Linked DNA regions of Homo sapiens: region 2 is linked to region 1. A link is a loop called in an ENCODE intact Hi-C map of the cell type or tissue named here. Cell type or tissue: gastrocnemius medialis. All regions are shown on one strand. Region 1 overlaps KDM1B (lysine demethylase 1B). Region 2 overlaps KDM1B (lysine demethylase 1B).

Region 1 (2,500 bases):
GTGGATCACAAGGTCAGGAGATCCAGACCATTCTGGCTAACATGGTGAAACCCCGTCTCTACTAAATATGCAAAAAATTAGCTGGGTGTGGTGGCGGGCGCCTGTAGTCTCAGCTACTCGGGAGGCTGAGGCAGGAGAATGGCGTGAACCTGGGAGGTGGAGCTTGCAGTGAGCAGAGATGGCGCCACTGCATTGCAGCCTGGGCGACAGAGTGAGACTCTGTCTCAAAAAAAAAAATAGAGGGTATAACTGCTCTAAATAAAGAAAAAACAAATCTCAATTTGGGGAATGACTTTTTTTTTTTTGACTCATGTCACTTTTTTTTTTTTTTTTTTTCCAGACAATCTCCTCTATCCCCCAGGCTGGAGTACAGTGACACAATCGTGTGTGCCACAATGCCTGGTTGATTTTTTTTTATTTTTAGTAGAGAGGAGGTCTCGGTATGTTGCCCAGGCTGGTCTTGGACTCCTGAGCTTAAGTGATCCTTCCACCTCAGCCACCCAAAGTGCTGGGGATTACAGGCATGAGCCACCACACCCAGCTGATGTCACTTTTTTCTAAGAAAGACTCATATGAATTTAGTTCTTTGCTTAGACATCTGTTGTTAAAATGCTATTTCTATATCTCTAGCAAGTTAGTAAATTACTTGCACAATGCAGTCACCAGGAAATTGCTGTATTGTCATCCCTAACCTACTGCCATGATGTTTTTGACCTTCATGTTTAGAACTCAGCTGTGATTTCAGTAGTGAACCTTCATCCTTAGTCATTTTGCCATCATCAGTGAAATTTTAACATCAGCTGTGACTCCCTTAGGCGAAGAAGAAAGCAACAGAGACAACAGATGAGGATGAAGATGGTGGCTCAGAGAAGAAGTACAGGAAATGTGAAAAGGCAGGCTGTACGGCAACATGTCCTGTGTGCTTTGCAAGTGCTTCTGAAAGGTCTGTTTAGATGTGTGTCTTGGCCTCCCATTTCTGCTTGTGAGAAGTTCTTTGTGGAAACATCATCCTTGTAGATAGTTTTCCTAAAGATAGATACAGATACTATAAGTCATCTAATCTAATAATAGAGACATTGCCCAGACATTCTGTACACACCACACCCTCCTCAAGGCCCTCCCTACTTATCCCTAGCCTACTGGGAGAGGCCACACCCATGTCAATTTTGCAACACAGTGTCCTCAAATCCAGCCAACCATATCTACCTCTCCAAGGGTTGAGGGTGGGATGGTGTATGTCGTGGTGAGACAGTAGAGAGAACTCATGAGCTTTCTGTAGACACCAGTGTTTGTTTACTTTTCGTTGTGTTTTTCTCTCTCATATAACATGCCACCTCTTCCCATACGCACATACAGGTCTCATAGAAACTACAGCTAACTGCAGCCTTGCCATTTTTATTGTGGGGTGACACAAGTATGATCTTCTTTTTTTTTTTCTTTTTTACTTCCAGAGGAAAATATTCAATTAAGGGTTAAGGTTCAATAAAATCGAGAAAACAAATCCTATTTGTTTTTAAACACAAAGAGGGCCAGGCATGGTGGCATGCGCCTGTAATCCCAGCACTTTGAGAGACCAAGATGGGCGGATCAGTTGAGGTCAGGAGTTCCAGACCAGCCTGGCCAACATGGTGAAACCCTGTCTCTACTAAAAATACACAAATTAGCTGGGCACGGTGGCAGAAGCCTGTAATCCCAGCCACTCAGGAGGCTGAGGCATGAGAATCGCTTGAACCCAGGAGGCAGAGGTTGCAATGAGCCTGAGATCGTGCCACTGTACTCCAGCCTGAGTGACAGAGCAAGACTCCATCTCAAATAAATAAAAAAATATTAAAAATAAACACAAAGACGTGGTGATCGTGTTCATAGTGGCATGATTTTTCATTCTCTTGCTATATTATCAACTGTTTGACAAGTTATCTTTGCCAAATTGCCTGCTTGATGTTCAGATTTCAGCTGACCAGATTCCCTCGCTGTTCAGTACTGGGCCCCACGTTATTCTCTCATGTCCACATATGCAGCCTGCAGCAAGCACAGTGGCATCTGTCCTTTTGTGTCATAAAACCCTATCATTGCCCCAAGGAGTCTTCTTAAGACTGCTAAGCCCCAGGCAGCCAGCTAGGTTAGGTCCCATGGCCTAAGTCCCTGCATCCTTCCTGTGTGTTATTATCTACTAGTAATCCATTCCTGTTTCCCCTGTCCTTAAGGGGCTAAGTGGAGATAATGCAAAATGGGTTCATAGATGGTGCTTGCAAGATGTTTTTTAAAAAATGGGAGGAGAAATGTTTATTCATTACCAAAGCTATATGTTTTTCACTATTTTCAGATGTGCCAAAAATGGCTACACCTCCCGATGGTATCATCTCTCCTGTGGGGAACATTTCTGTAATGAATGCTTTGACCATTACTACAGAAGGTATGTTCACTAATTGTGTGAGGTTTCCCTGGAGAAGGGGACCGTGGCAGGGGCAGTGCGTGTGGTCAGCTGATTAAAGCTTAGTCT
Region 2 (2,500 bases), 56 kb after region 1:
ATGAGAGGATCTATCTAATGATGCAATCCCTTGCTTGGGGTTTTTGTTCAGAAGTTTGTTTTTTACATTAGTTGTTTGGAACTTAGCTTACCGTTTCTATAGAAATATTGTTTATCGTGTTGCTTGTTGGAGGCCAGCTGACAAATTACAGTCGCTCTCTCTTACTCGAGGCTTTGCTTTCATGGTTTCAGTTACTGTGGTCAACCAAGGTCTGAAAATATTTGATGGAAAATTCCAGAAATAGATTCATAAGTTTTCAGTCATGCACCGTTCTGAAGAGCGTGTCCAGTACCTCCACACTGTAGACATTGCCTGTCCATTAGTCACTCAGGAGTCATCTCTGTTATCAGAGCCATGTTCACATACCTTTTATTTCAGTATAGCGTTATAATTGTTCTATTTTATTATTGTCATTAATCTCTGTACCTAATGTATAAATGAAACTTTATCATAGGTATGAATAGGAAAAAACATAGTGTGTATAGTATTGGTCCTATCCATGGTTTCAGGCATCCCCTGCGGGTCATGGAACATATTCCTGGCGGGGAAGAGGGGACTGCTGTATTTTAAATTGAGTGAATGTGAAACATAACCTTGTATCACTGTTTTGTGGAGAACCCTGTTGAGAATTCCAACCTGTGATCCTGAGACTCCATCCTTCCCTTTTCTTCTTGGGCCAGAGACTCCTTTCTGCTACCACACGATGGAAAAGGGAAGGCCCGAACTCTTAGCCATGGGTGATAGCCCCCAGTAGAGGGAGAGTGTGTCCCGGGCAGAAGGAGGAGGTATAGAAGTGAGGGAATTGTGTGTGGGTGGGGCAGGAAAGAGAGGATAAGACACAAATACCGGCTTGGGTAGATTTAAAGGCAGCAGGAGGAACATCTTGAGAACTACTGTTTCAGAATGATACAGGAATAGACTCAGGTCCTAAACAGGGGGCAAAATGTATGAGTTGGGTTGTACCATGTCTATCTCCCTTCTTTTTTTTTTTTTTTTTTGAGATGGAGTCTGGCTCTGTTGCCCAGGCTGGAGTGCAGTGGCGCGATCTCGGCTCACTGCAAGCTCCGCCTCCTGGGTTCACGCCATTCTCCTGACTCAGCCTCCCGAGTAGCTGGGACTACAGGCGCCTGCCATCATGCCTGGCTAATTTTTCTATTTTTAGTAGAGATGGGGTTTCACCGTGTTAGCCAGGATCGTCTCGATCTCCTGACCTTGTGATCCACCCGCCTTAGCCTCCCAAAGTGCTGGGATGGGACTACAGGCATGAGTCACTGCGCCCTGCCATCTACATCCCTTCTTGATCCTACTTCATAATTCCTTTCTATTGGACATAGGAGGTCCCAGATCCCACAAAGTATTTTGTCACTCGGTGGAGCACAGACCCATGGATCCAGATGGCATACAGTTTTGTGAAGACAGGTGGAAGTGGGGAGGCCTACGATATCATTGCTGAAGACATTCAAGGAACCGTCTTTTTCGCTGGTGAGGTATGGATCTTGATTCCAAACCCAATTATTTGTATTTTGATTTCTGTCTTTCATCTAAAATGATATCTGCCCAGAGTTTAAAAACCAATTCAAATACTGTCAAAAGTCTTATGACCACAGACAGCAGAAGCCTTCTCACCATCCTCTTGCTCCCAGAGGCAGCCGTTTTTAACCTTCCAGCTATTCCTTCTGGACTTCACTTCATATTTTAAAAGTGTTTATATTGCCATCTCTCTTTCTTTTTTGTTTTTTTGAGACAGGGTCTCGCTCTGTGGCTCAGACTGGAGTGCAGTGGTACAGTCCTAGCTCACTGCAGCCTCAAACTCCCAGGCTCAGGTGACCCTCCCACCTCAGCTTCCCAAGTAGCTGGGACTGCAGGCATGTGCCACCAAGCCTGGCTAATTTTTTTTTTATTTTTTGTAGAGACGGGGTCCGCAGTGTTGCCCAGGCTGGCCTCAAACCCGTGGCCTTAAGCAGTCTTCCCACCTCAGCCTCCCAGAGTGTTAGGATTACAGGTGTGAGCCACCATGCCCAGCCTATGATGTCATCTTCTGATTTAACATTAGACAGACATTATTGACTGCCTCCCTATTGGGTTAAAGACTTAGCCCATTTAGTCTCTGCACCATTTGCTCAACATGGTTATTTCACACTTTTCATTAAATTGGTATTGGTATTTACATGGCTGTGTAAATGTCATTTACTGCTGAGCCAAGAAGGTGTCCACTGATACCTTCTTACACAGTTTTCTGTTTTCTTGGCAATTATAATGGCTCCTTTGGTCATTAGCTTAATTCCTTTGGTACCTCTCCCCATGTCTCCCATACCCTGGGTTTGTCTCTCATTTACAGTTGACACTGTCTGAGCTGGCCAGCTAGCTCCAGTCCTTGAAATGTCCCCTTCCTGAGTCCTCTTCCCTCTGCTCTGGTCCACACTGGTTGACCTCTGAGATTACTGCAGAGTGTCCTCCTGGGTCTCTCTAATTTAAATTTAATTTAATTTAATTATTTTAT

Evidence for each region. Hi-C counts contacts between places; a loop is a spot of excess contacts. Peaks named below come from ENCODE experiments on the same cell type or tissue, not always from the same donor. Only the 100,000 strongest peaks of a DNase experiment are listed, where the experiment ranks them.
Region 2: it touches region 1 in a loop (2.7-fold over the local background); 8 of 110 quality-filtered maps call a loop at or near these places.

The regions. Positions count from the first base shown.
Region 1 is chr6:18,160,512-18,163,011 of GRCh38, forward strand. It overlaps KDM1B (lysine demethylase 1B), which reads left to right. Exons shown (of 22, transcript NM_001364614.2): 4 at 816-943; 5 at 2,324-2,413. Among named protein-coding and RNA genes, the nearest start is that of KDM1B, 6.3 kb to the left of the region's middle. In gastrocnemius medialis, no CTCF peak of the experiment used is centred here; a DNase peak (open chromatin) is centred at 1,130; H3K27ac peaks cover 1,606 bases.
Region 2 is chr6:18,216,399-18,218,898 of GRCh38, forward strand. It overlaps KDM1B (lysine demethylase 1B), which reads left to right. Exons shown (of 22, transcript NM_001364614.2): 21 at 1,335-1,487. Among named protein-coding and RNA genes, the nearest start is that of DEK, 47 kb to the right of the region's middle. In gastrocnemius medialis, no CTCF peak of the experiment used is centred here; no DNase peak of the experiment used is centred here.